Regions from separate parts of the Homo sapiens genome. Here all the other regions are linked to region 1. Evidence: chromatin contacts called from ENCODE Hi-C or POLR2A ChIA-PET data. All regions are on one chromosome and are shown on one strand. The core of a region is the stretch at or near the end of the contact, and the rest is flanking DNA. Distances in the headings are between cores, read along the strand shown.

The links. Hi-C counts contacts between places; a loop is a spot of excess contacts on that map. ChIA-PET counts read pairs that join two places held with the same protein, here RNA polymerase II (POLR2A). Pooled maps may share reads with other maps.
Region 2: a loop to region 1 is called in a map of CD4-positive, alpha-beta memory T cell, with 8 times the contacts of the local background. The contact joins the promoter of INAFM2 here to the promoter of DNAJC17 in region 1. A Hi-C loop is called at or near these places in 1 of 168 maps with a recorded cell type or tissue (CD4-positive, alpha-beta memory T cell) and 7 of 50 pooled maps. POLR2A ChIA-PET finds 5 or more read pairs at or near these places in 1 of 52 experiments (AG04449).
Region 3: a loop to region 1 is called in a map of CD8-positive, alpha-beta T cell, with 7 times the contacts of the local background. The contact joins the promoter of OIP5-AS1 here to the promoter of DNAJC17 in region 1. A Hi-C loop is called at or near these places in 1 of 168 maps with a recorded cell type or tissue (CD8-positive, alpha-beta T cell), 3 of 37 single-sample maps with no recorded cell type and 12 of 50 pooled maps. POLR2A ChIA-PET finds 5 or more read pairs at or near these places in 1 of 52 experiments (K562).
Region 4: a loop to region 1 is called in a pooled map, with 3 times the contacts of the local background. The contact joins the promoter of CCDC9B here to the promoter of DNAJC17 in region 1. A Hi-C loop is called at or near these places in 7 of 50 pooled maps. POLR2A ChIA-PET finds 5 or more read pairs at or near these places in 2 of 52 experiments (AG04449 and WTC11).
Region 5: a loop to region 1 is called in a map of naive thymus-derived CD4-positive, alpha-beta T cell, with 23 times the contacts of the local background. The contact joins the promoter of KNSTRN here to the promoter of DNAJC17 in region 1. A Hi-C loop is called at or near these places in 1 of 168 maps with a recorded cell type or tissue (naive thymus-derived CD4-positive, alpha-beta T cell) and 11 of 50 pooled maps.
Region 6: a loop to region 1 is called in a pooled map, with 6 times the contacts of the local background. The contact joins the enhancer-like site here to the promoter of DNAJC17 in region 1. A Hi-C loop is called at or near these places in 5 of 50 pooled maps.
Region 7: a loop to region 1 is called in a map of naive thymus-derived CD4-positive, alpha-beta T cell, with 25 times the contacts of the local background. The contact joins the promoter of INO80 here to the promoter of DNAJC17 in region 1. A Hi-C loop is called at or near these places in 2 of 168 maps with a recorded cell type or tissue (both naive thymus-derived CD4-positive, alpha-beta T cell), 17 of 37 single-sample maps with no recorded cell type and 25 of 50 pooled maps. POLR2A ChIA-PET finds 5 or more read pairs at or near these places in 2 of 52 experiments (GM12878 and WTC11).

What each region holds. Positions count from the first base shown.
Region 1 is chr15:40,805,794-40,809,841 of GRCh38, forward strand. DNAJC17 (DnaJ heat shock protein family (Hsp40) member C17) reads right to left here and starts at 1,680. Exons shown (of 11, transcript NM_018163.3): 1 at 1,576-1,680. The coding sequence starts at 1,653. It overlaps ZFYVE19 (zinc finger FYVE-type containing 19), which reads left to right and starts at 1,296. Exons shown (of 11, transcript NM_001077268.2): 1 at 1,296-2,075; 2 at 3,326-3,447; 3 at 3,615-3,665. The coding sequence starts at 1,797. RefSeq lists enhancers at 959-1,048, 1,509-1,558, 1,599-1,648, 2,279-2,328.
Region 2 is chr15:40,321,824-40,325,871 of GRCh38, forward strand. It overlaps INAFM2 (InaF motif containing 2), which reads left to right and starts at 1,869. Exons shown (of 1, transcript NM_001301268.2): 1 at 1,869-4,048. The coding sequence starts at 2,233. The coding sequence ends at 2,694. It overlaps LOC112268152 (a long non-coding RNA gene), which reads right to left and starts at 1,820. Exons shown (of 3, transcript XR_002957721.2): 1 at 1,420-1,820. RefSeq lists silencers at 1,557-1,926, 2,257-2,336, 2,347-2,576.
Region 3 is chr15:41,279,899-41,283,946 of GRCh38, forward strand. OIP5-AS1 (OIP5 antisense RNA 1) reads left to right here and starts at 2,799. Exons shown (of 5, transcript NR_152821.1): 1 at 2,799-2,820. CHP1 (calcineurin like EF-hand protein 1) reads left to right here. Exons shown (of 7, transcript NM_007236.5): 7 at 1-1,989. RefSeq lists an enhancer at 2,987-3,728.
Region 4 is chr15:40,338,141-40,342,188 of GRCh38, forward strand. It overlaps CCDC9B (coiled-coil domain containing 9B), which reads right to left and starts at 2,799. Exons shown (of 11, transcript NM_207380.3): 1 at 2,668-2,799; 2 at 1,765-1,875; 3 at 1,372-1,479; 4 at 608-763; 5 at 395-520. The coding sequence starts at 2,679. RefSeq lists an enhancer at 1,892-2,695.
Region 5 is chr15:40,381,020-40,385,067 of GRCh38, forward strand. KNSTRN (kinetochore localized astrin (SPAG5) binding protein) reads left to right here and starts at 1,702. Exons shown (of 9, transcript NM_033286.4): 1 at 1,702-2,025; 2 at 2,209-2,303. The coding sequence starts at 1,817. RefSeq lists enhancers at 580-1,080, 1,706-1,775, 1,735-2,258, 2,024-2,193, 2,259-2,780.
Region 6 is chr15:40,491,752-40,495,799 of GRCh38, forward strand. No RefSeq gene overlaps it. Among named protein-coding and RNA genes, the nearest start is that of CHST14, 23 kb to the left of the region's middle. Within about 2 kb of position 1,865, at least 2 of the 41 ENCODE cell types and tissues checked have a DNase peak (open chromatin) inside an H3K27ac peak, as active enhancers do.
Region 7 is chr15:41,114,285-41,118,332 of GRCh38, forward strand. It overlaps INO80 (INO80 complex ATPase subunit), which reads right to left and starts at 1,996. Exons shown (of 36, transcript NM_017553.3): 1 at 1,689-1,996. RefSeq lists enhancers at 858-1,638, 1,264-1,313, 1,394-1,443, 1,494-1,573, 1,639-2,418 and 2 more and a silencer at 1,674-1,943.

The DNA.
Region 1 (4,048 bases), core at 430-2,929:
GCACTCCAGCCTGGGCCACAGAGCGAGACTCCGTCTCAAAAACAATAATAAAAAATAATAATAATAAAGAATTTAAAAAATAATAATTTGTAAACATAGAGCACTTAGAATACTATCCAGAAAAAAAAAATACTGTCTAGGACATAGTAAGCATTATACAGATGTTAGGAATTATTAATCCTAAAATATTGAAACACGAGAGAGGTGGAGCAGATGCTTTTGATGCTTCATAGACATCCCATGGCCATTTCTGATTTCAGCTGCGGCTGCAGGGGACAGATTTGTGCAGGTTGACAGCATTTCTCAAGGGCCCTCTGGGTCTCTCTGATTTTCTGCCCCAGAGCTTCCTCTTCTCAAAAGCTCACTCACCCCATGAGCAGGGCAGCCCAGAAGTACTGGGACATTAGTGGGCACTATTTTTTTTTCCTTTTTTTTTTTTTTTTTTGAGACAGTCTCGCTCTGTCGCCCAGACTGGAGTGCAGTGGTGCAATCTCAGCTCACTGCAACCTCCGCCTCCCGGGTTCCAGTGATTCTCCTGCCTCAGCCTCCCAAGTAGCTGGGACTACAGGTGTGTGCCACCACGCCCGGCTAATTTTTGTATTTTTAGTAGAGAAGGGGTTTCAGCATATTGGTCAGGCTGGTCTCGAACTTCTGACCACATGATCCGCCCGCCTCGGCCTCCCAAAGTGCTGAGATTACAGGCGTGAGCCACCGCGCCCGGCCTAGTAGACACTAATTTTCTTTCTTTCTTTCTTTTTTTGAGAAAGAGTCTTGCTCTGTCGCCCAGGATGGAGTGCAGTGGCGCGATCTCGGCTCAGTTGGGCACTAATTTTCATTTGATGAACGCCTCTCCTTCGTATATTGTTAAAACTACCACCATGATCCAGGGGGAGATAAAAGAAATCCTAAATCCAGCTTGATCAGTGTTTCACTCCCTGGCATCTTTATCACCACCTAAGGTAGCATGGACCTCTATACCATCTGCCTTAACCTTCTGATCCTCCTGCTTTTAGCCCACTAACTAGCACATGCTGAGAAGGGCATCAGCTACTTGAAAAGAGTCAATGGGCTTGAGTGGAAAAGAAAATAGAGACAGCAGGGTCATCGGTCACATTGGCAAGGGGGCATGAAAAGGGAGTGGAGAGGCTTTGAGATCTTACTTTTCTTTCGTTCTAGGCTCTTAGTGGAAGAATTAAATCAGCCTGCAGAAGAGACTGAAATGAGGCACCTCTTGTCACAGTCAAGGCAGAAGCGGAAACGGAGGCCGAGACTGCGCAGGCGCAGAGGAGGCTAGCGTTCCTTGCTGCCTCGCCCCGCGGCCTCTAGGAGACAGGGGCCACGGGGAGAGCACAGCCACCCGGCGCGAAGAGCCCTCTGTACCCCGCTTCCTCTTGAGGCCCTCGGACCGTCCAGGAAATGTCTGGGAGCCCGCCTGCGGAGGGCATAGCGCCGACCCTCGCTCCCCGCCCAGGACCCGAATGAACCTGGAGAGCGGATGCCAGCAGTGGCCGAGGCGCTAGGACAGGAAGGACCGCCAGACCTCTCAAGATCAGCCTTCCTCGCCACCGTTCTCACCTCTTTGTCCGCTGCCTTCTCCTCAATGCCTAGCAGCGCGTACAGGTCCATCTGTAAGAGCTCCTTGGTCACTGCCATGGTTCCGGCCTGACGGATTCGTACTACAACTCCCAAGAGTCTAAGCGCGCGTGAGGACTGCAGGCTCCGAGCGGCGCCTAGCCCTCTGGGAATTGTGTTCTGGGTCAGGCTTGACTGACTCTGAGGGAGGCCGGCAGTCGTGAATGAACTACGACTCCCAGCAGCCCCCGTTGCCGCCGCTGCCGTACGCTGGCTGCAGGAGAGCGTCCGGATTCCCTGCTCTAGGTCGCGGCGGGACAGTGCCAGTGGGCGTGTGGGGCGGGGCAGGGCAGGGAAGGGAAGGGCGGAGCTGGGGTGAGGGTCCAAGGGGCCCAGGACTTGGCCGGCGTGATCTCAGCTCTGCAGACCCTGCGGTGCTGGGAGCCACCATGGAGAGTAGGTGCTACGGCTGCGCTGTCAAGTTCACCCTCTTCAAGAAGGAGGCGAGTCTTCCCTCCCCGAGGGCTGCAGGGCCAGGGAGGAGAGGAGGGAAAAGCGCGGGACTTAACGTCCAAAGACTTGGTCTTACGGCTCCTTTCCAGCTGTGTGGTTTTGATGAAGTCATTGATCCTCAGTTTCCATTTCTGTAAAATGGGGCTAACATTCTCTCGCTTTCAGGGTTTATGTGAGGGTCCACTGAAGTGCTTTAGGTGAGAGTTCCCTATAAACTGTAAAGCGCGCTGCCGTCGTTTTTGCAAAGCTACTCTTTTCTGTCGGCCCAGTGTAGCATCTGGCGGTTTTCTTCTCTCCACCCTGCTCCTCCGAAGCGCGGTGTCCATCACACCAAGCCCGTTACTCCCTCTGCTCTGAAATCTTCCCCATCCCGCAGCCTGCCCTTCTCCAGGTCGCTGGAGTTAGATTACCACACTTCCTCCTGCTTCCGGGGCACCATGGTGAAGGCTGACTGTCCTGTCCCTATCACAGACCTGCCAGATTCCTCTGGTAAACTGCAGGTTCCCTCTGCCTCAGTTGTGGCCAGGGATTCTGACCAGGAGATGATGGGAACTAGATGGAGTAAATTAGTGTCACGCAGGAAGGCAGGACCGTGCAGCATTCACCAACCTGGATTTTGGAGTCAGCGTTCAAATCTGAGCTCTGCTGTCTTATTGAGGCGGTGACCTTGGTTTGGATAAGTTATGTAACCTCTCTGGCCCTCTCAAAATAAGGATAATCACGGTTGGCATCAAGATTAAGTAAAATAATGTGTGTAAATTGTAAGGAATAAATCACATGATGAATGTTAAGTACTGGGTTTAGTGCCTGGCACATAGTAAGTGCTTAATAAATGGAGGCTATTGTTAGCCCATCCTGAGCCAAGCCTCCCTCCATCTCTGCAAGAGCAGAGGAGGCATCGGCTCTGCCCTGTCTCTCTGATTCTCCTTTGTGGAAGAGTCAGTGGCCTGAAATACTGGGCTTTATCTATCTGTCTTCTACATCCCTGGGTCAGGGAATTGAAGACAGGGTAGAAAGCATGGGAATTTTGTATAAACCTTCATTTGGCTTGAATAAGGTACTGGAAACCGAGGAATTGCTTTACTCACCATCCCTAGGCCTTAGGGGCCCCACTCCTCTTCTTCCTCCCAGCAGCTGGTCATAACTTCAGTGACTTCTCTCTGTGTGTGCTTGGAGAGTCCCTGGGAGCAGCCTGCAGGGGCGGGTGAGAGGGGGATCTCCCGCTTCATGTTTCTTGTAGTACGGCTGTAAGAATTGTGGCAGGGCCTTCTGTTCAGGCTGCCTAAGCTTCAGTGCAGCAGTGCCTCGGACTGGGAACACCCAACAGAAAGTCTGCAAGCAATGCCATGAGGTCCTGACCAGGTAAGAGGCAGGCATGGGTGAAAGTTCAGCCAAGTATGGCAGTGGGCATCTGGCCAGCCCTCACAGCTTTGTACTCTGTCGCGAGAGTCAGCCGAGGAAGTGTTTGGAGTGGGGGGCACTGCCTGGTGGGATGGCAGGATTTATAACACTAGATTTCTTCTCTGTAGAGGGTCTTCTGCCAATGCCTCCAAGTGGTCACCACCTCAGAACTATAAGAAGTAAGTGCTGAAGAGAAAAAGACAAAGAGCATTGGGGAAAGGATAAGGGAGCCATAGGGAAAGACCCTGCCCCCATCTTCTAGATAAAATGAGCACAGAATCAGGAGAATTCTCTCCTCTCTGGCTCCTGACTGCCCTCTTGGGCTGGTAAAGCAGCTCTTCAGCCCTCTCTCCAGGACAGGCACTTGGTAGAGCTTGTCCTTTCAGCTGGACCGTCTGGCTGGTCAGCCAGGTTGGGCTGCAGGGTGACATGAGTGAGGGGCACAGCAGATTGCCCATTGGAGGCCTCCCTAAGTGCCCAGAAATGATTTGATTTGAATGGGAAACAGTGAGTGGGTGCCTTCACTCTTCCCCTCTGCCTTCTTCAAGAGCCTCTATCTCAT
Region 2 (4,048 bases), core at 619-3,118, 480 kb before region 1:
ATCCGCCCGCCTCGGCCTCCCAAAGCTGGGATTATAGGCGTGAGCCACCGCACCCGGCGACAATTCAGGAATTTTAAGTCAACAGGCTGCCCTGGCTGACCTAGGAGCAGGGTGGAGGAGTGAGTTATTTCTTCCCCATCAACCCACAAAAGGCCATAAACACTCCACACTACCAATATCCTTGAAATTTCTCAGAAAGTAAAAAAAACAGCTTTTTCCTTGAAATAGCATCTGGCTAGCCATTACTAGTGGCAGCCCCACACCTGGGCCTGGATCAGGAATGAGACTGAGGCTGGGTTAGAGGCCTGTGGTTCCAGCAGTCCACTAGCACACTCAGTTCTGGTAGCCACTTGACTTCTGTGCTGCTGAGGTGGGCAAGGCAGCTGTTTTGGGAGGGCTTCCTCGTGTGTGTGTGTGTGTGTGTGTGTGTGTGTGTGTGTGTGTGTAAGGGGGGTCCTCTGGAAGCCAAAGATTCCTGGAGGAGGGGGGGAAGTGAGAAGGGCAGAGGGGATCCTGCCCCACAGGGTAGAAGCCAGGTCAGGCTCACACTTGCAGGGGCTTGAGGGAGGGTTCACCCACAGAACCCCATCAGAACCACAGTTCTGTTCCCCAACACACGCCCAGACAAGTCTCCCTCACTCATTCAGACACCCAGGCAGTCCATATGCCCAGTTCTGGGAACACAGGAAGTAGCATCCAAGGAGGAGGGAACCAGAATTCTGGAAAGCCTTATAGAGAGGGAATGGGGAGGAGAGAAGGCAGGGAGAGCAGAGAGCGGAAGGAGGGGGAGGGCACAAGTAAAGCCGCAAGGGAGAGTCTGAGCATGAAGGGTTGTTAGCACCTAGGGGGTCCAAAGACCAGGCACAGAGCCCACTGCCTGGCGCCTGGCCTGGAGCCAAAGAAGACAAACCTCACATGGGAAAGTGGGGAGGGGACAACCGCCCAAGCCTTGAGGTCTGGAGGGGATCTGAGAGTGAAAACGCTCTAGGAGTCCTGAGAGTTAAACTCCTCAGGTTCAGTGCAGCTCCTTGGGTCCAAATCCAGGCCAAAACCAGGAATTGGAAGACCCAAAAAGCGGGACCAGCGACCTGCGGCGAACTTTGGGACTAAGGTGGCAAGCGAGTCTGGAGAACAGCTCAGTCCGTGGCTCTGTCCCGGAGGCTCAGGGTTGGCGGGGTGAGGCGGGCTGGGGTACGCAATTGCGACGACTTCAGTAGAGCTCCGAAGCCCAGCCTGGACTGGGTGGAAGGAACACAACCAGCTGCGGCCCCAGTGAGCGCTCCAGGTGCCAGAACCGCCTACCCCTGGCGTCAACCAGGTTCTTTAGCTGTGAATGGGCCTGGGAGACCCACCCAGGGGGTACGCGGTGCGGGGAGCAAGCTGAGAGCTGGAACGTGGTATCTTCCCTATCCCTCTTACCGTCCCCTCCCAGAGGATAAACCTAGGCCTGGAGTCCGAAGCCCAGGCTGCTATTCCACCTGTCACTTCGGAGCCTCGGGGCGGAGCGGGGAGGCGCCAGAGTTGACAGCTCGCGCTCCGACCGCCCCCTTCTAGCTCCGCACTCCGCCTCGCACAACGCCGTTCCCCCTTTTAAAGAAGTGCCCGGGGCTCCACTCTACGCCGCGCCAGCCCACCAGGGGTCGCGGTGACGTCGCCCGTTTAAGAGCCAGCCTCCCTTAACTCTCTCTTAACGGGGCGTCCCGGCGGGGCTCGCGGCTCCCGGCAGCCGCCGCCTCCCCTCGCGGCACTTCCGGACCCCGGCGTCGCCCTTTTAAGGGGCAGCCCCCAGCAGCGCTCTCCCCGCCCCCTGTTGCCGGCGCGCGAGGCGGGGGAGCCGGGCTGGAGCGGAGCGCGCGGTCCGCGCGGCCACTGGAGACCAGGCGGCCGGCGGCCGGGCAGGCGGCGGCGGAGCGCGCGGCGGCGTGGCGGCGGATGGGGACGCGGAGCCGGGCGGCTGTGGCGGCTGTGGCGGCTGTGGCTGTGGCGGCGGCGGGGAAGCAGCTGACGGGCCGGCGGCGGCGGCGGCGCTGGCGGCGGTGACTGGTCCAGGCCCCGGCGGCGGCTGCAGCAACGCGGTGGCGGGCTGCGGGCGGGCGGCGTGAGGAGCGGCGGCGGAGCGCGGGGCCGCCGGGAACCGAGGGCGCCGGGCCGCCCCCTGCCCAGTCCTTGCAGGCCGCCAGGCCCCCTCCAGCCGGGGCCGTGGAGCACCGGGGCAAAGGCCGGGGCCCCCCCATGAAGGAGCGCGACGCGGCCCCGGCCGAGCGGGGCAAGCCGGCCACCTACACCGGGGACAAGAAGGCGAAGATGGCGGCCAAGACCAACAAGAAGTGGGTCCGGCTCGCCACCGTGTTCGCCTACGTGCTCTCCGTGTCGCTGGCCGCCATCGTGCTCGCCGTCTACTACAGCCTCATCTGGCAGCCGGTGGGCGCCGGGACCTCGGGGGGAGCCGCTGGCCCGCCCCCCGGCGGCTCCAACGCCACTGGCCCGTCTGGGACTTCGGGGGCGGCGGCGGCGGGGCCCAACACCACTGGGTCGTCCCGCCGCGAGGCGCCGCGCGACGTTCCCCCACTGCAGGCGGCGCGACCGGCGCCTCCGGAGCCCCCTGCGGACAGCCCCCCGGCCGGGCCGCTCGAGCGGCCTCGGGGGCCGGACGAGGACGAAGAGGAAACGGCGGCGGCGCCCGGGAGTCGTTGAAGCCCTCCGCGCTGGGGGCCGCCGGGAACCATTCTCCCCAAGCCCAGAGGCAGGACTTCGCAGCAGGATGGGGTGGAGAGCCCGCGGGAGTGACCCCCACGAGAGTGAACGCCCCTCACACTCCCACCATCGCCGGCTGGCCCCGGAGCGGGAGGCCCGCAGCCAGATCTTCAGCCAAGGGACCACGATTCGCCGGGGGGCTGGGGGTTTGCTGCCCAGGACCGTGCTGCACCAGGGCCCTGAGCCGTAGGGGGATGGGGGGAGGGGTGGGGAGATCCCGGCACCAAACCCTTCTGCGCCGCTCGCTCTGGTGTATCCTACATGCAGGGGTGACTGGGGCTTTCCCCCAAGACTCAGGGGAAGGATGGAGCTGTAGGGGCTCTTTTTAAGTAAGCTGAAGCTCTCGAAAGGAGGAGGGCACCAAAAGTAGTGGAGCTCAGGTACGTCAACCTAGTTGCAGTGGCCAGAGATGCATTAAATTTCTAGATCCCTGTATATAGTTGTTGACATATGCACTAGAAGCTATAATCACATAGAATTCTATGTATATCCTCCCACACCCTGGGTAGCTACTGACTGAAGGGGTCAAGCAAGGGCTATTTGCTGTCCCCCAAAAAGTACACCTGGCCAGAAGGGCACAAACACGGCTTCTTAAATCACTCACTTTCTCCTGTTCCCCTCCTGTTTCTGAAATATAAGTTTATGACGTTCTTTCACAAAAGAGTATAATCATTCTTAGACTGTTGACATGGCTGTGGAAAGCCTTAGGAGAAGTAGAAACAATTTAGGGAGGGTGGGGAATGTACTCATCCCCTCTTCTTTCCATCCTAGTGCCCCCACCAAAGAGGCTTCTTGTTGCAGCCCTCAGTATCTGGATATGGGCCAGGGAGGAAGGAAGGGAAAGAGCAATGCTGCTGTGCTTCAATCCTGGCCTTCCCCTCACAGAATTCTTTTAGGAAGAGCAAGCTTTTGTAAGTAGAGTGGCAAGTGTTTTTATCTTTTTTTTTTTCCTGCTCCTCAAAATGTTGTCTTGTTCCGGCAATCACTTTTGCCTTCCCTCTTTCCTGAGCCTGTAGTGACAAAGCCCGGCGATTTGGGATGAAATCTGTTGTAACACCAGAGCTTTGATTACACATCCTCTGGTTTTGAGTTATTCTACAGAATCAGAAAGGCTGGAAGGTGGGCTTCACACTCAGGATTGTGCTTTGAGAACCAGCTAATAGACCAGCCGAGGGAAGGTTGAATTGGCTGTCTTTACTTTTCCCGATAAGCCCTACTTAAATGCAGCCTGTAATTGTATAAAGGAGATGAGAAACATCAAGAGAAATGACATACATGTAGCTCTGGGGTAGCA
Region 3 (4,048 bases), core at 1,549-4,048, 480 kb after region 1:
CTACTTGGCACCACAAGCTATGTCCTATATATGTATTTCTGACTTGGCAGGATAGTTCAGGGGTCTGGCAGTTTTTATTTACCTTCATTATTAAATGGGCCTCTGGGATGTTGCCTCTTCAGGAGCTTTTTGGTAATCAATACTTCTCTCAGAAGTATGAGACCATCCTCTGCACTCTGCTCTGTCATCAAAGGCTGCTGGGTGGAGATACCCTTTTTGAAAGGTGGCCTTGGTGAGAGGTATGGAGCCAAGTCTTCTAGGTTGCTTGCCCACATCACTCTATCTCTGGCCTCTGATTCTCAACTTTGTACCTGTGTGGCTCCTCTTGTTAGTGCAATGTTGACTGTTGAAAAAGCAGCAGTATGCTTACAGGTTTGCTTAGTTTGGGGACACCGTTACCACCAGAATGGCTGCTCTGACAATATGCCTAGGGACTTTCTCATGGCTTTTATTTAATAAGGAGGCTGGGCACCCTATAAAGCCTCATGCATTCACACCTTTGCAGCATGGTTTATGCCTCAGTGTTATGTGCACTGGAATGTTTTCCACTTCACATTTCCAAGTAGAAATATTAGTGTTACGGAAGTGCCTAATATCCCAGTCCAAATTTTTTTTTTTTTTTTTTTTTTTTTTTGAGACAGAGTCTTGCTCTGTCACCCAGGCTGGAGTGCAGTGGTGCGATCGCTCACTGCAACCTCAGCCTCCTGGATTTAAGTGATTCTCCTGCCTCAGCCTCCCAAGTAGCTGGGATTACAGGTGTGCACCACCATGCCCGGCTAATTTTTTGTATTTTTAGTGGAGACAGGGTTTCACCATGTTGGCCAGGCTGGTCTCGAACTCCTGACCTCGTGATCCGCCTGCCTCAGCCTCCCAAAGTGCTGGGATTACAGGTGTGAGCCACCACGCCTGGCCCCAGTCCAAAATATTTAAAGATTGTTTCCTTAGTGTCTTGAAGTTTTGCACAAAATTCTTTTTTTTGAGATGGAGTCTCACTCTGTCACCCAGGCTGGAGTGCAGTGGCGTGATCTTGGCTCACTGCAACCTCTGCCTCCTGGGTTCAAGCAATTCTCCCACCTCAGCCTCCCAAGTAGCTGGGATTACAGACGTGTGCCACCATACCTGGGTAATTTTTGCATTTTTAGTGGAGAGGGAGTTTCACCATGTTGGCCAGGTTGGTCTTGAACTCCTGACCTCAGGTGATCCTCCTGCCTCGGCCTCCCAAAGTGCTGGGATTACAGGCATGAGCCACCGTGCTCAGCCGCAAAATTCTTTATGAATTTTACACTTGGCAAATGTTAATGACGGAAGCCATAGTCTGCTCCTAATACATGTCCAAAGCATTGACTGTTGTGTCATTAGCTGCCTGGTTACATTAGCTCCCTGGCTTCTTGTTTAGACCACTGCTAATCCCTTAAAAACAAGAGGTCTGGCACTAGTAGCACAACCTAAGGTGGCATTACAGATCTTTGAGCGAGCCACAGCAACTTTTCTGCCAAGTCAGCTTAGTTTAGACTTCAGTGAATCAGGCTATTGCTATCCTAATGTATGTCTCTATGAGTGTATTTAGCCACACATCTGCCCTTGGTTGACTTTCTGACTCATTGCTTGCTTGCTTGTTTCCTTGCTTTGGAAAACTATTGAAGATTGCTAAAAAATACCACTGCAAAGTGATGGAAAAGGGTGGAGAACAGGGGAGTAGCCAGGCTGGATGGCTCAAATATAAATGAATGAGGAATTCTTTATGAAGTATCAGTCAGATTTTATGATTAAGTGATGTAATATAGGAATTATGTAAAAGGGAAGAATGTCTGATACTGATCTATTAGAGAGGTACTTTAGAGGCTTCTTGATTGGCATAAAGTTCCTAAGGTTATAGATTTTCCCCCCTTTTGGCTGTATAGCAAAGTGTTTTAATCCACGGTTGTGCCTTATTGTTCCATTAAAATTGTATCTTCGATCCATCAATAAATACTTGTGGTTGAAACAAAATAACTTTTGTCCATTTTACAAGAATTTTATGTAACTTAGTCCCTTCAAGTTTGAAATCACAGTGTCTCCCTTACTCAAGTTTATGTCTGTACGGTCAGCTGCAGTCTACTCTGCTGCTGCCTGGATATATGAAGTGGAAACATTCATCGAGGGGCCAGCACTTTTGGCTTCGACATGGTTTTGTCAGCCGTGGCCACTTCCCATTCATTCCAGCTAAGACGCAATTTCTATTCTTGACTCCCTGACTCCTTAAATGTAGAAAAAGCCTAAAAATCCAGTATATGTCCATTCCTTAAATTGCCCACCTCCTCATTCATGTGCAGCCTCAGCGGTGACATACTCTGGTTTTACATGGCTTTTTCTTTGCATTTCTTTTTTGAGATGGAGTCTCACTCTTGCCCAGGCTGGAGTGTAATGGCACAGTCTTGGCTCACTGCAACCTCCGCCTCCCAGGTTCAAGCAATTCTCCTGCCTCAGCCTCCTGAGTAGCTGGGATTACAGGCACGTGCCACCACACCTGGCTAATTTTTGTATTTTTGGTAGAGATTGGGGTTTCACCATGTTGGCCAGGCTGGTCTTGAACTCCTGACCTCAGCTGATCCACCCGCCTCAGCCTCCCAAAGTGCTGGGATTACAGCCACCGTGCCAGGCCAGGAATCTGCATTTCTAAGAATCCACCCAGATGACAGCCCTCTTGGTGTTTGGCAAGCACAGTGGACCTACACTGCCTACGCTGGGCCTCGCTTGTCATAACCCCGAAGAGGAGCCACCCCACGTATACCCTCCCTGCTGTCACGTGTCCGTGTGAAGAGACCACCAAACAGGCTTTGTGTGAACAACAAGCCTGTTTATTTCACCTGGGTGCAGGTGGGATGAGTCGGAAAAGAGAGTTCAGCAAAGGGTGGTGGATTATCATTAGTTCTTACAGGTTTTGGGATAGGCGGTGGAGTTAGGAGCAATGTTTTGTGGGCAGGGGGTGGATCTCACAAAGTACATTCTCAAGGGTGGGGAGAATTACAAAGAACCTTCTTAAGGGTGGGGAGATTACAAAGTACATTGATCAGTTAGGGTGGGGCAGAAACAAATCACAATGGTGAATGTCATCAGTTAAGGCTATTTTCACTTCTTTGTGGATCTTCAGTTGCTTCAGGCCATCTGGATGTATACGTGCAGGTCACAGGGGATATGATGGCTTAGCTTGGGCTCAGAGGCCTGACACCTGCCCCTCTGGGAAATGATGCAGAAGAAAGGATGCCCTACAGTTGGGTGTAGCAAACAACAAAACTGCCAGTTACAGCAGGTTTCCTCTATGCAGGAGGGCCTTCAGAAAAGTGACGAATCCTTCTCTCCTGTATTGACCAAAGCTGTAAACAGCCGGACAACGTTTGGGCCCTTTAAGAGTCAAAGACAGAGACAAACTGGAAGCATTAAATTTTTTCCCTAGGTGTTGTGCTACCCCTGGATTAAAAGCCTGGGCGCGGTGGCTCATGCCTGTAATCCCAGCACTTCGGGAGACCGAGGCGGGTGGATCACCTGAGGTCAGGAGTTCGACACCAGTCTGGCCAACGTAGTGAAATCTCGTCTCTACTAAAAATACAAAAATTAGCTGGGTGTGGTGGCATGCGCCTGTAGTCCCAGCTACTTGAGGGGCTGAGGCAGGAGAATCGTTTAAACCCGGGAGGCGGAGGTTGCAGTGAGTCAAGATCGCGCCACTGCACTCCAGCTTGGGCGACAGTGAGAGACTCTGTCTCAAAAAACAAAACAAAACAAAAACCCTCGGGCCTGAGAATGAAATTATTAGTACTACAGTTTAACCTAACAGTGGCTTAAAATAGTCACGCGGCCTAGCCACACTATCTTACCACGTGGTACAGCTTCTACGGCGGAAATTTTACATTCTTAATAATTGAATTACAAAAGCATTTCTCCCTGTTACCTCAATTCTGGGACCCAATCCGGATCGAAAGAGTGGGGCGAGTGCTATTGATTGACGTGCATTCCAACCAACCTACGACGCAAGGAGAGCGCGCGCGAGCAAGACGATGCCCAATAAACACTC
Region 4 (4,048 bases), core at 1,549-4,048, 470 kb before region 1:
AGGGGTGTTGCAGGGGTATGCAGACGGGCCGGAGTGGGAGGGGCCCTGGAAGCTGTGAGCAAGGGCAAGGACTAGGGGCTGCTGCCACCTAGAGGTCACACCTGGCACTTGGCCAGTCAACTCCACCCTCCTGCCCCCTCCCCAACTCCCATGCCACCATCAGCAGGGCTAAATAGGGGAGGGGGCTGGATCACATCTTTGGCTTAAACTGTCTCCCACTTCAAGGCCCACCCAAAGTAGAGACTGGCCAGAGAAAGGGAGGAGGAGCAGGAACTCCTGCATGTGCTCCCTTGGCCACGTCCCCGCAAATGAGGGACATATCTGACTCAGCTTCTCTGCCTCCCCCAAGTGAGGACCTTCAGATCCATGTCCCCATCCCCTCTTGAAGACACACCTTCCGTGCAGAATCTGAGCTGATGGCCACCTGCGTGGGGGGGCTTCGGGTCACACGCCCTCCAGGTGACCCCTCTATGCCTTGGTTCCTTGCTCTGGTAGGCTTTTCACTTACAATCCGTTTGCCCTGGGGAGGATGAAGATGGGCAGTGCAGCAGAGCCAGGGAGGAAGAGGCTGCCTGCCGATGCCTGCACTCCCCACCACCCTGCTCACCTCTGCTTTGTTCTCCATGGTCACAGCCAGCTCCACCAGCTCCCCTAAGCAGAAAGTACCCCCGTGGTCCTCAGCATCCTCATCCTCAAGCATCTCGTTGGTCACTCTGGGTCCACAGGTACCCCTTGCCCAGTTCCTGCTAACCACCCGCTTTTCCTGCAGAACAAAGACCCTCAGGCCACATGGGCAGTGCTGGGCAGGACCTGGGTGCTGGGTCCTCTCGGTGGTTCCCCAGGCCTGGGTTCCAACCCCAGCCCTCCCTGCATTCCCCACAGAAGAGCTGACTCCCACAGGGTGTTCACATGCCAATGGCATGAGGTTATCCAGGGCCCAGGGCCACCCAGCGGCCCAAGATGCCACAGTGGCCCGTCATCTCTGAGCTGGGAAACCCAGAGCACTCAAACAATGGGTCTCTGTCCCTCAGACACTGCTCCTGGCATTCAGCCCCAACTTCTCTGTCCCCCACTTCCTGCAGGGTTTTAGCCCCTGGGGCTTGAGGTTTAGGAGTGGCCTGTGCTTTGTGGCATAGGCGCAGGGCTGTGGACTGGAAAAGGGTATGAAGATGCATCTACTGGGGGTAGGGGGGCTTTCAGCTGTGGCTCTTTGGTGGGGACAGCAGTGGTCCGACTGCAGGAGGTTGGGAGCTGGCAGGTGCACCCCAGAATAGTTAGTAGGAGAGGGGAACAGAGGCAGCTGTCTTTCCCCGACATGGTCTGGGCCTCCACCTCCTTGCTACGAGCCCTGTCTCCCAGGGTGAGGCTTACACCGGGAACCTGGCTGATGGTAACGGTGAGGCCATCAGGCTGGAGGAGTGCTGGTGTGGTCACAGCCATCCCCCCCTGCTCTGCCTGCCGACGGTCCTCCTGGATCTCCTGTGGGAGGGCTGGGGGTCAGCACACGCCATGGCCCCCCAGGTGCACAGAGACATAGATGCTGATAGGCCTACACAGAGAGACACCAGTGGGACACCAGGGGGCAGAGGCGCCACATCACACATCCCCAGGACCCTCACCAAGCCTCTAAGAGGGACCATGCCCACCCTACCCCTGGCCCCAGCCCCAGAGGCGCATTGCTGAGCCTGCAGGGAGACCACCACGTGTGGGGCACAGGGAGCGGCAGCCAAGTGGTTTCTCCTGGCCCTGTGGCAGCCCACTCACCTGGTACCTGCGGAGCAAGGCCTGGTTCTTCTTGCGCAGGGCAACTATCCTCCGATCCAGCTCTGCGTCCTTCTCCTGCCTGCTCATGGGGGACTCGGCTCTGGGAGTTCCCTGCAGAGGCAGGGAACCCAAGCTCCTGACTTCCGGGTCCCCCTCTCACCAGTCCCCAGCTTTCACATTTTCACCACCCAAGGAAGAGATCCCAGACCCACAGCTAAGGTCACCCAGGAAGGAAGGGGATTGCTTAGGGAGATGGCCCAAATAAGGCCCCAAGCCCCCATTCCAGCTAGGCCCGTCTGCCTGTCCCTGCCTCCTCAGGGGGCTCAGGTCAGGGCCTCATACCCCAAGCCACAGCTCCCAGCAGTGGGGTGCCCCTCCCCCAGCTCTCCAGGGAGCTTCACTGCCGAGCAGAGCCTGGAATGGGAGTTATAAATGGCTCTGGCAGCGGAACCTGCCGTGACTGGGAAGCTGCCAGGGGATTCGGGAGGTCGAGGGGGGAGCTGTTTGGCTCCCAGATCCACAACCAGAGAAAAAGGAGAGGCCCTGGCTCCGTCCTGGGCTCTCAGGCCCTGGACCCCGCACCTAGGCCTGTGCCCAGCCTGGAGGAAAGAGCCGCTCCCAGGGGCCCAGCCTCTCCAGGCCGAAAGCTGCTGGTAGTCGGGGCGGAGAGAGCCAGCTCCCCTGGCGGCCCCAGCCCAGGAGTCACCCTGGGCAAGCCATGTCTCTGCATCAAGATTCCAGGTTCCTCTCTGTCTGGATGCAGGTTCTCTGTTGTGACCCTAGTCACAGCCTTCTTCCTCCCAGCCCCAGCTGTCCCCAGCTGCCCCCAGAGGGTGGCTGCCTGGTATCCCAGCCCCCTCCCAGTCCCAAGAAGCCCCCTGCCAAAGGCAGACTGCCACTCACAGCCGAGTGCATGGCAACGGCGGGCACCGAGAGAATTCCAGAGCAGCCCCTGGGGAGCCAGAGTGGGAGGAAAGCTGGAGCCACCGGAGCCGGGCCTCTGCCGGCCTCTCCCTGCCGGCTTCGCTGCTCAGCACACGAGATCATGTTGTGATTACAAAAGACTCCTCTGGGCTCCCAGCCAGGAACGTCGGGCCGCCACCCCCACCCTTCCACTCTCAGAGGGCGAGGACCAGGGCACTGGCAGCTGGCTGGTCCTGCCTAGCACCTCTCCCTGCCCCACCCCAGCGTCCCCAGACAGACTGGTAGGGACTTCTCCCTGGTGGGTCAAGCCTACACAGGAGGCCTGGCTGCCTAGGCCCCAGCAGGACCCCAGCCTGGGCCTGCCTGCAGACAAGATGGGCAGCCAGCGTAGGCCTCTGTGCCTCCCATGAGTAGAAAAAGGCCTACAGCACACAGATGCGCCTGCCCTCTCCTGCTCCTTCTCCTCATCAGCCTTGGTTTAAGTAATTCAAAGGGATCAAGAAGCTCACCTCCCCTAGACTACCAAGTACTACCACATCCCTAAAATGACAACAATAGTCATTCATTCTTTTAGGTTGGACATTGTCTTCTCTGTGCAGTCATGCACCATATAATGACGTTTCACTCAACAATGGACCACATATATGATGGTGGTCCCATAAGATTATAATGGAGCTACAAATTCCTATGGCTTAGTGACATTGTAGCCATTATAACATGGTAGCACAGGGCACTACTTATGTGCTTATGGTGACGCTTGTGTAAACAGACCTACGGCATGACAGCCGCACAAAAGTATGGCACATACAAGTGTGCACAGTACAGAATACCTGATAATGATAATTAACAATTATGTTACTGGCTTATGTATTTACTATACTATACTTTTTATCATTATTTTAGAGTGTATTTCTTCTACTTACAACAACAACAAAAAAAAGTGAACTGTAAAACAGCCTCGGGCAGGTCCTTCAGGAGGAAATCCAGAAGGCATTGTTAGCATAGGAGATGACAGCTGCAGGCCTGTTAATGCCCCTGAAGACCTTCCAGTGGGTCAATATGTGGAATGGAAGACAGTGATGTTGATGATTCTGACTCTGTGTAGGCCTAGGCTAATGTGTGTGTGTTAGATTTTGAGAAAAAAGTTTAAAAAGTTAAAAAAAAGAAAAAGTTTCAAAATAGCAAAAAAACTTATAGAATAAGGATATAAAGAGAAAATATTTTTGTACAGCTGTACAATGTGTTTTGTTTGTGTTTTAAGCTAAGGGTTATTACCAAGAGAGTCAAAAAGTTTTTTTAAATTAAAAAGTTTATAAAGTAAAAAGGTTACAGTAAGCTAAGGTTAATTTATTACTGAAGA
Region 5 (4,048 bases), core at 452-2,951, 420 kb before region 1:
TGAGGTCAGGAGTTTGAGACCAGTCTGGCCAACATGGTGAAACCCCGTCTCTACTAAAAATATAAAAAATTAGCCAAGCGTGGTGGTGGCACTGTAGACCCAGCTACTCGGGAGACTGAGGCAGGAGAATCGCTTTAACTCAGGAGGCGGAGGTTGCAGTGAGCCGAGATCGTGCCACTGCACTCCAGCCTGGGCAACAGAGTGAGACTCCGTCTCCAAAAAAAAAAAGAAAGAAAAGAATATATATATAAAGTATATATAAATTGAGCCAGGTACAGTGGCTCATGCCTGTAATTCCAACACTTTGGGAGGCTGAAGTGGGAGGATCATTTGAGGCCAGGGGTTTAAGACCAGCCTGGGCATCATAGCAGGACCCCATCTCTACAAAAATTAGCTGGGTCTGGTGGCAGGCACCTTTAGTCTTAGCTACTCAGGAGGCCGAGGTGGGAGGATCTCCTGAGCCCAGGAGTTCAAGGTTGCAGTGAACTATGATTGCACTCCAGCCTGGGCAACAGAGTGAGACCCTGTCTCAAAAAATAATAATAAAATAAAATAAAATATAAATTGGATGACACTCTCCTGCTATAATACTTCAGTGGCTTTCCATTACTTTTAGATAAAATCTAATCTCTATACCTTGGCCTGTAAAATCTGTCTTTTGACTGCTTATTTCTCCAGCTTTATCTGTACCACTCTCTTCCTATCTTTCTGTGCCTATAGAAGAACCCATTTCTGCCTTGGGACTTTGCATTTTCCCCTTTCCCCAATGAAATTAACTCCCTCTCCTTCCTTAATCAAACATCATCTCAGAGAGGTCTTCCCTGAGCCCCCAATATAATCTAAGTTTCCCTGCTTTTCTATCTTATACGATTTTGTACTTTTTCTTCATAGTGTGTGTGTTTTGGTTTGATTTTTGAGATCACGCTCTGTCACCCAGGGTGAAGTGCAGTGGCGCGATCTCCGCTCACTGCAACCTCTGCCCCGCCCAGGGTCACATAATTCCCCCACCTCAGCCTCCAGGGTAGCTGGGACTACAGGAGCATGCCACGACACCTGGCTAATTTCTGTATTTTTTGTAGAGACGGGGTTGCACCATGTCGCCCAGGGTGGTCTCAAACTCCTGGACTCAAGCAATTCACCCGCCTCCACCTCCCAAAGTGCTATAATTACAGCTGTGAGCCACTGTGCCCAGCCTTCTTCACAATTTCACCACAATCCGTAAATATATATTTATTTATGTGATTATTTGTTCACTGTCTGTTTTCTAAGTTGTAAACTCCAGGAGGGCAGAGCCAAGGTCAATCTTGATATTTGCCCTCCCTCACTCCCTTCCACCCACTGAGAACACTGTTGGGTAATCAGCAGGTACTCAATAAATGCCAGATGAAATGAATGAGCTAGTGCATTTAGTAATGGAAGCTACCCTGTTTATTGGGAGTAGCTTTGAATCACTACTGAAAATCTGGATAAGTGCTATTAAAATTAGGACCTCAGGTAGGTGCCTCAGGTATCTCAGCCCATAGGTCCTTTTCTTCAAGCCTCACCTGCCACTCTCCACCTGTAACGTGTAGTTTTCATCCAAATAACCTGTGCTCCTGGCAATATCCCTAACAATCCCAAACTAAATAAAGAGGATTGTGACATGGACCCTAAATGTCGCCACGTTTGCGTCTCCATCCCGGAATATGACGCTGGTAGCTCATTAGCTCCATTCAAGCCTACAAATTGCATCACCCTCCTCCTCTGCCCAGACCTGGGGGCTCCAACACCTTTCGCTAGGTCTGGCTCTGGCCTCTGAGCGAACCTTCCGTACAGTATGGCGGCTCCCGAAGCCCCGCCCCTGGACAGAGTTTTCCGTACAACATGGCTGTCTACAGAGTGCGATTCCCACCCACTTCCGCCTAGCTACCGGAAGTTTCTATTTGAAACCCAGGCGGCCGACTTAGCCGGTGGCACGACAGTTGCTGCAGGGAATCTTTTAAACGAGAGCGAGAAGGACTGCGGGCAGGACCGGCGGGCTCCTGGGTTCGGCTCTCCCGGGGCGAGGGACTGGGCTGGATGGGAGGAAGGACGGAATGAGCTGGGAAAGGAGGATTTTCTCTTTTCCAACCCCGAGCCGGGGCCTGTCGGGTCGCGCTATCCCCGGGCCCTCCACTCTCTCGGGCCCAGTGGCCCAGCGCTGGGTAACATTCATCCTGTACCTTCCAGGGTTCAGCCGTGCCGCCTCGTTACGATGACCAGTGTGGTTAAGACAGTGTATAGCCTGCAGCCCCCCTCTGCGCTGAGCGGCGGCCAGCCGGCAGGTGAGGGTCCAAGCCACGCCCGGGGCACTGCGGCCTGGCCGGGGATGGTCTCGGGAGTGTGGAGATCGAATGGGTGGCGCGGGCACGGGGAAGGGCGTCCCGTCGGCCCTGAAAACCTGTGAGCCCCCTATAACCAGGCTATGTAGGTTTATGATGGGAGTTAAGGGAAGGACCATGTGGTAGGATTTTAGACGTGCTCTGCACTTTTCTGCCCGCATGTGTACTGTATTCATCAGTTAGATTCAAGTTGTTGGTTATTGTACAATGTTATTCCCATTAAGCTAGGAATCCCCTTCTAATCGGTTATCGTCTTATTTCCAGACTTGGGCTATCTTGAGGGATTGGGTTTGTTTTCAGGGAGGAAAGAGGAGAATCATTTGAGAAGTGGGATACTTAGGGTTCTTTGTTCACCTTTATATCTGCACCGTGTTTCTCATTACCACATTCTCAATACACGTTTGTTGAGTGAAGTGGGAGAGAGGGGTTAGACCTAGGCACAGTATTTGAGAAACTTGGGCGAAGAGAGAGACATGATTAAAAATAGTTTTTAATTGCTTTGCCATCTGCTTTGTGTTGCTTTGCTTGTGGTTGAAAGTCATCTCATGGGGTCTGCAGTCGGGGAACTGCCTAATCTAGAGATTATAGTACAGAGTAAGCTTCAGACATCAGAAAACTGTTGTGGGAGATTATGGAGTAGCTATTTATGATCCCTTCCCAGATGATTCCACTCAGCTGGTACATAAACCTTGGCAAGATGGAGCGCTGAAGTGGCCAGGCACGGTGGCTCACGCCTGTAATCCCAGCACTTTGGGAGGGCGAGGTGGGCAGATCACGAGGTCAGGAGATGGAGACCATCCTGGCTAACACGGTGAAGCACCGTCTCTACTAAAAAATACAAAAACTTAGCCGGGCGTGGTGGCGGGCGCCTGTAGTCCCAGCTACTTGGGAGGCTGAGGCAGGAGAATGGCGTGAACCCGGGAGGCGGAGCTTGCAGTGAGCCGATATTGCGCCACTGCACTCCAGCCTGGGCGACAGAGCGAGACTCCGTCTCAAAAAAAAAAAGATTGAGCTCTGAAGTAAATAGGCTTTTCTCCAAAGGCTTAATGGGTTGTTTGTTGTCTTGTGTTGCCGCAGAACACCTGAATGGTAATCCTGGCACCAGCGGGGACTAGGAGTTGCTGGAAGAACTGGAGCCAGGTCTCTCAGCTGCTGTGTCTTTCCCTTAGATGCGGTGCCCCTGAGTCAGTGGGCAGTGACTAGCTCTCTCAGCCAAGTTGGAAGTGTTCATCTCTTTGATTTCTATCTCTGTCCCAGCTTTATGATCATATGTAACTGGAACAGTTTCAAATTTTTAGGCTGCCTCCCAGGATTTTTGTTTTGATTTTGAGCGTGGGCTGGATAAGTAATATATGCACATGTGAAAAAAAAAAAGGTGGAAAACCATATACAATGATAAACAAGTTTCCTTCCCTTCCTTGACACCAGCCATCCAGTTCCTCTCCCAGTGTCTCCCATTTTTAAGAGACAGCTTTGTTAAATCCTACTGAATTTTTCCTACAGTGCAATCCTAGATTTTAGCAAATACAAATTATTGGAACCAATTCTAGTCAATGAAGAGTGTTAATTTTGATCAATTGACTGTTAACTCCATTTTACATGGAGTAGATTTGTTATTGTTTAAAACTTACTAATACTTGAGAGAGGAGAAGATGATATTCCTCCAAGATTACCTTTTTCTTCAGACA
Region 6 (4,048 bases), core at 615-3,114, 310 kb before region 1:
AGCAGCAGGTCTTCCTGTGCTCTACTTTTGTAATGGTTAATTTTGCATGTCCACTTGGCTGGGCCACGAGATGCCCAAATATTTGGCCAAACATTATTCTGGGTGTGTCTGTGAGAATGCTTTGGGAAGAGACTAACATTTGAATGAGTAGACTGAGTAAAGCAGATTGCCTTTCCTAATGTGAGTGAATCTCATTGAATCAGTTTAGAGCCTCAATAAAACCAAAATGCTAACCTTCCTTCCAAAGTAAAGGGATAACTCCTTCAGCCTGACTGCCTTGAGTGGGATCCTGGTCTTTTCCTGCCTCAGACTTGAACTGAAACATAAGCTCTTATAGGTCTAAAGCCTGCCAGCTTTCAGACTAGAATTTACACTGTTGCCTCTCCTGCTTCTCAGGCTTTTGGACTCCAACTGGAGCTATACCTTTGATACTCCTGGGTCCCCAGCTTGCCAACTACAGATCTTGGGGCTTCTCTTTAGGATAAATCTTTCTATGTTATGTATATATCCCATTTGTCCTGTTTCTCTGGAGAACCCTGACTAAAACAAACTGGGTCCCACTCTGTCACCCAGGCTGGAGTGCAGTGACACAGTCTCGACTCACTGTATCCCTGACCTCTTAGGCTCAAGCAGTCCTCCCACCTCATCCTCCCAAGTAGCTGGGATCACAGGTACATGCCACCATGCCTGGCTTATTATTATTATTATTATTATTATTTAATTTTGGGCCAGGCACGGTGGCTCATGCCTGTAATCCCAGCACTTCGGGAGGCTGAGGCAGGTGGATCACTTGAGTCCAGGAGTTCGAGACCGGCCTAGGAAATATGGCAAAACCTGGTCTCTACCAAAAAAAAAAAAAAAAAAAAAAAAATATATATATATATATATATATATATATATATTCAGACATGTTGGCTGGAATATGTGGTCCCAGCTAGCTACTCAGGAGACTCAGGTGGGAGGATTGTTTGAACCTGGGAAATGGAGGTTCCAGTGAGCCAAGATCACCATTGTACTCCAGCCTGGGCGACAGTGAGAAGGCCTTTGCTCAAAAAAAATTTTTTTTTGTAGAGAAAAGGTCTTGCTATGTTGCTTGGGTGGGTCTCGAACTCCTGGGTTCAAGTATCCTCCCACCTCGGCCTCCCAAAGTTGAGATCACATGTGTGAGCCACCCCTGGTGTGTTTCTTAAACCCAAAGAGGAGCTTACAGATAGGGAGAAGCAAATACCTGATGTATGAATATAGATAGCTGTCACTGTCAAATAACTGTCTCTGAAAACCCTTCCCTTTAATATATGCTCAGCCTATGAGTACATATGTTTCAAGCATGCCCAAAGCCGTTTTTAAGTACCAACGCTCTTAGTGCAAGGCATTGCTGCTGTCAATATGATGTACCAGTGAGATACTTGCCTTAATGAACACCAATTTGAAAGTTTCAAACACTCTCTATTCTGCTGACATGTATTTCAACTTTTCAGGATCTGCTTTCTAGGTAAAAAGGATAAAATAAAAGGAGGGGTGCCTGCCGCCGAAACCGAAACTTCAGATATCAGCAATTAGGGTTAGGAGATTTTTGGTATATGCACACAGATAAAAGAAGTGTGCTGATGACTATTCAGTACCAAGTGAATGTTGTCAGTGTCTTCAAATGGGTCAAAATGTCTCAAGTATTGAGATCCAGAATGAAATAATCTCCTGCTTCTAACATGATCAGGTATCAAAGTGTGGGTTTTAGTGTGTTTCAGTCCCCAAATCTCCCATTCCCTCGTAGTTCTCATTTGTGGATTGAATGAATGCCGCATGCTTGTGTTTCCATAGCAGACCTTGCCTTGTGGTTTTGAAGTGGTCTCCGTGCTGTTTGAAGTGCCACAGGCAATGGTGGCAAGAACTGGGTGCTGATACATGCTGTGAGTCAGTAGTTCTGATGAAACATCCATCACTGTGATTAGTCTCTTTTTCTGCCACTTCCTGTTCCTAGTAGATCAAAGGGCTAAAAATGCCCCTGTATCAGTAATTGTCTACCAAACCATCTGTACATATAGATCATGCTGTTTAGGTTTGCAGGTATGTACCCAAAATGAAGAACATTTGTCTTGTTGATGTCAGGATATATGTAGCAGTCCTACCAGAATCAGTGCTCCACAGATTCATCAAGAGGGGCACCAATTCTATTTTAGTATGTGGGTTTCCTATTGACAAACAGTGGCTCTTTTTCCATTGAAATATGTTATTCGCCTCAGTGAATCCTAATACAGTGGTTTCAACGTCACAATTGCGTGTGCTAATAGAATACCCAAGCTTCTAGAAAGAGTTATTTATATGCATTGTCTCCATTTCTGAACTTCCTATTCATTCCTCCACTCCAGCCCCCGTCACTCCATAGAATCATTTTCCCCACAGTCATCAGTGACCTCTGTCTCACTGGATTCAGTGGGTATCCTCAGGCTTCTTTCTTGACCTCCCAGCAGGATTCAGTCCTGAGAATCACACTCTCTCTGCTGAAACACCCTCCTCCCTTAGCTTTCTGGACAGCCCTCTCTGCTAGTGTTACTCTTCACTCTCTGACCCCTGCCTACTCTTCTGGCTCTTTTGTGGGTTATTTCCTACATTCAGTCACTGAATGTTGAGGCTTGTCAAGGTCTTCCCCAGTCCTCTTTCTCTTACAGTATGTTTTCTCCCAACTCTCTCATTCTTGCCCAATGTTTCCTTTTTCTCCTCTTTTTTAGAGATGGGGTCTCACTTTGCCACCCAGGCTGGAGTGCAGAGGTACAATAATAGCTCACTGGAGTCTCCAACTCCTGGCCTCAAGCAGTCCTTCCTCGGCCTCCTGAGTATTGGGACCACAGGTGTGCATCACCACACCCGGCTAATTTTCTTTTTCTTTCATTCTTTTTTTTTTTTTAAGAAATGGGGTCTTGCTTGGTTTCCCAGGCTGGTGTCAAACTCCTGGCTTCAACCAATCCTCCTGCCTCAGCTTCCCAGAAAGTGTTGGAATTACAAGTGTGAGCCACCATGCCTGGCCAAATGCCTGATGTTTCAAGTACCATACATGCCAGTGATCTCAAATACAGATCCCTAGCCCAGGGCTCACCCTCTGTGTTACAGAGTCATGTATCCAGATGCTAATTAGCACCACCATTTAGGCATCTCAAAGGTACTTACAATTAGACATGTTCAAAATTCATGCTTTTCTCCCCAAGAAAAATGAGGAGAAGAAGAAGTGTGTTAGTCTGTTTTGCATTGCTTATAAAGGAATACCCAAGACTGGGTAATTTACAAAGAAAGGAGGTTTATTTGGGTCACAGTTCTGCAGGCTCTACAAGCGTGGCACCAGAATCTGCTCAGCTTCTGGTGAGGTCTCAGGAAGGTTTTACTCAGAGTAGAAGGTGGAGGGGGAACATGCATGTCACATGGTGAGAGGGAGCAAGGGAGAGAGGAGGAGGTGCCAGATTCTTTTTTTTTTTTTTTTTTTTTTGAGATGGAGTCTTGCTCTGTCACCAGGCTGGAGTACAGTAGCTCGCGATCTCGGCTCACTGCATCCTCCACCTCCTGGGTTCAAACAATTCCCCTGCTTCAGCCTCCCGAGTAGCTGGGACTACAGGCATGCGCCACCACACCTGGCTAATTTTTGTATTTTAGTAGAGACGGGGTTTCACCATGTTGGCCAGGATGGTCTCGACCTCCTGACCTCATGATCCACCCGCCTTGGCCTCCCAAAGTGCTGGGATTATAGGCATAAGCCACTGCACACAGCCTAAGCCTTGCTTTTGTACTCTATTCCTGTCTTGATGAACAAGACCTCTATTCATGCAGTTTCACAGGCCACACACCTGAGAATCTTGCTTAACCCCTTTTTCTCCCCATGTTCCAGTCAGTCGTCAATCTTGTTTTATCTTCAAGATGCCTCCACTTCTCTGTATCTCTACTCCTTCTCTAGTGCCACAATTAAGGTGATGACTAATACTGTCTTGTGTCTGAACTATTGCAATAGCCTCCTTTCTAGCTTCCCAAATCTCCATTGTCCCATTCCAGCCCAGTCCGCTTACAT
Region 7 (4,048 bases), core at 746-3,245, 310 kb after region 1:
AACATTCATTTTAAAGTCTAGAAGGTATGCAACTTTTACCACACATAATGATCTCAAATTGTTTTATAGGAGGAGGAGCTTGGAAATTTCAAACATAAAATGCAACTAGAACAGAATATTATTTGGCATTAAAAGCAAATGAGGCCATGTGCGGTGGCTCATGCCTATAATCCCAGCACTCTGGGAGGCCAAGGCAGGCGGATCACTTGAGGTCAGGAGTTCGAGACCGGCCTAGCCAACATGGTGAAACCCCGTTTCTACTAAAAATACAAAAATTAGCCGGGTGTGGTGGCAGCCGCCTGTAATCCCAGCTACTGGGGAGGCTGAGGCACGAGAAGTGCTTGAACCTGGGAGGCGGAGGTCGCAGTGAGTCGGGACCCCGCCACTGCACTCCAGCCTGGACGACAGAGCGAGACTCAGTCTCAAAAAAAAAAAAAAAAAGGAATTAAGTACTGATACCTGCTACAACACGGATGAACCTTGAAAACACCATGTTAAGTGAAACAAACTAGGCAAAGAAAGATACATATGTTTCTTTTTTAGGTAAATTTAGGCAAAAAATATATTAATAGTTACCTAAGACTGGAGGGAGGGGGAATGGGGAGTGACTGCTAAATGGCTTCTAGAGATTCTCTTTTAGGGTGATGAATTAAATAGTGGTTGATGGCTACAGAATTTAATAAATATAGTTTCAGAAAATTACTTAATTATACGCTTTAGAAAGCGGAATTTTTTGGTATTTGAATCATATTTCAATAAAGCTATTATTTAATTTAAGTTGCCACTGAAAAGCCACAATAATTTTGTTGTGGAGGAAATAATGAAAGTCACTGACTGGAAAAGTAACCTGTGACGTTAGCCAGGTCAACCTCCAAATTCCTTCCCCCATTTCTAACAAGTACATCAAACTAGAGACAGTGTGTGAATCAAAGAATTCCAGGCACAGTTGGCTGTTAACTAGAATAGTAAGTGGCTGCCTAGGTTCTGTCATTCCTAAACTGTAGGGGGCTTCTAGCCTCGGAGATTACGGAAGTAGTACTTTCCATTAGCGAGCTCAAGAAGGAATGTCAAAATAGGATGACACTTTCCTAGTCGCTATGTAAAAACCTAAAAAACCAGAAGAGGTGTCATCTAGACACTCCCAAGTCTATGCAGGTGTCAGCCTGCCCCCACCCAACACCAGCCAGCAGCGTGCACCATTCAACCGTATCTCAACTTGCCCCTTACAAAATGACACACTAACAAGCCCTTAGATCTCATTTGTTTAAAATGACAGATACACAACCTTCACGGGGTTCCCACTCAAGGCCTTCCAGCCTCCGCCCTGCCCCTGCCCACCCCCAAACCTACACACGTGTTAGCCCGACACCGCCCCACCGGGTCCCACGTGCACCTGGTCTAACACACTCCCCACGTGTGGGCGCCCCACGGGCTTCCTCAGGTGGCTGAGGTCACCGCATGACCCCGGGTCTCCAGAGATATGAAACGGGAAGGACAAGGCCCTAGTCCCTGAGGTCCCAACCCTGCGGGGAGTGTCCACACCCATCCTCCATACTAACCCCAACAAATCCAAGGGCCGGGGGCGACGGCCCCTTTAAGACGCGGCCCAGTTGTCGCCCGCAGAGAGGGGCGCAACAAGACCTACACAACCCCCACTCCGTTCGCCCGCCCACGTCTAGTTGCCTCACCTCGGGCCGCCTGGCCCCGCCGCCGCGACGGCGGCGGAGGGGGGGCGGGGTGCGGGCGGGGTCCGGAGGGGGGGGTCGCCCCGCCGACGGTGGAGCCGCGGTTCGCTCTCTGAGGCCGTGGGACGGTGACTGCGTTGGGCGTGGACGCTCCTAGCTCGCTCCCTCCGCGGCTCCTGGGACCCCAAGATGGCGGCGGCGCTGAGGCGGCTGCGGGCGCTGGGCCGGCGGCGGCGGCGGCCACTTTCACTCACTGAGAGGAGCGGAGCAGGGACACGGGGAGCCATGGCGGGGGGGAGGAGAGGCGCCATAGCCAGGCCAGAACAATCGAGCCGCTACACGGGTGGCTTACCCCCACCCCGCCCACACTCACTGCTCGTCGCCTGCCCGTGGCCACCCGTAGTGCCGCTGCCGTCGGCCTCGCGCAGCTCGCACCCCGCCGCTGCCACCTGACGCCCCGTGCGAACCGGGGTTCGAGGGGAGACCCTGATCCATGCCATCTGAGTACAGATTAGTCGGGACTGGGACTGGCGAAGATTGCCGAAAGGCGGCGGGGAGGAGGAGGAGGATGTCATCGCTACAGTGAGCAAGCAGATCTCGCAGGAGAAAATGTCGCGAGAGCTTTCCAGGCCCGCAACCGCCGATGCAAGGTTACTTTTCCCGGAAGTAACGTCAATCGAAACCGCCCGGGATCCTGGGATATTTGTTCCCGCAGGCTAGAGGTGGGAAGGTGCAGCCAAGTTGATAAGATCTCTTTAGGGGAAGGAGAGGCTCGCAGCTGGTATTTTGTTACTAGTTTCTGACCCCTTTGGATGGGGTTGTAGATTGTCGGGGAAGTGCCTGGTGTGTAGTTCGACTACTATACAGTAATTAGTTTGGGGCTCCCATTTAGACTCTGGGAGCAAGAACGCTATAGGTTGGGTAGGACAGCATAGTTAGATAAGATGTCTACGTGAAGGTTGTGGGATACAAGGACTTGGGAACACGCAGACCTGTTATCGGAAATGCCAGCCTGTTCTCACATCCACACAGTGTGCCTCTGAAAAGCGAATAATTGCTTTTACCTGTGCCAATTCTACAATTTGAGTCCACTGCCACCCACATTTACTAAACTTGGGGTCTCGCTATGTTGCCCAGTCTACTGGGCTGGTTCCCAGTCTCCTGGCCTGAAGTGATCCTCCTGCCTGGAAGGATCACCTCAGGCCAAACGTCTCAGAGCAGTCCATTAGACTGGTCAACATAGCGAGACCCCGTCTCTACAAAAAAGACAACATAATAAATGTAATCGACCCAACTACCAGGATGTGTGGTGAGAATTGCCTAGGGTAAGGCCTAGGTGTAGATAAGAATTAGAACTTACTGAAAGTTAAATATGCTGTTAATTCAGTTCCTTTGGGTCTCATTCTTTAATCCATTTTAACCTGGCCCTTAGCATTTAACTAAAAAGTACTTTATTAAGGTCATCAAGTAGCCTTCTTGTGCTGAGTTAACTGACCTTTAAAAAGTTAAATTTGTGTCAGGGTGCAGTGCCACACGCCTGTAATCCCAGCACTTTGGGAGGTCAGGTGGTCGAATCACCTGAGGTCAGGAGCTCGAGACCAGCCTGACCAATATGGTGAAACCCCATCTCTACTAAAAATACAAAAATTAGCCGGGCGTGGTGGCGGGTGCCTGTAGTCCAGCTACTTGGGAGCCTGAGGCAGGAGAATCGCTTGAACCTGGGAGGCGGAGGTTACAGTGAACCGAGATCGCACCATTGCACTCCAGCCTGGGCAGCAAGAGCGAAATTCCGTATCAAAAAGAAAAAAAAAAAAATCCATCTCAAAAAGAAAAAAAAAAAGTTACATTTGCAAGCCAAGCGCGGTAGCTCACGCGTGTAATCCCGGCACTTTGGGAGGCTGAGGCGGGTGGATCACTTGAGGTCGGGATTTTGAGACCAGCCTGGCCAACATGGTGAAACCTCGTCTCTACTGAAAAAAAAAAAAAAAAAAAAAAAAAAAGATTAGCCGGGCGTGGTGGCGGGCACCTGTAATCCCAGCTACTCGGGAGTCTGAGGCAGGAGAATCTCTTGAACCTGGGAGGCAGGGGTTGCAGTGAGCCGAGACTGAGCCACTGTACTCCAACCTGGGACAGAGCGAGACTCTGCCTCAAGAAAAAAAACCAAGAGTTAAATTTGCTTGAATGCATGGCCAGGCACGGTGGCTCACGCCTGTAATCCCAGTACTTTGGGAGGCCTAGGCAGGCAGATCACGAGGTCAGGAGTTTGAGACCAGCCTGACCAACCTTGAAACCCTGTCTCTACTAAAAATACAAAAATTAGCTGGGCATGATGGCGCGCGCCTGTAATCCCCCCAGCTACTCAG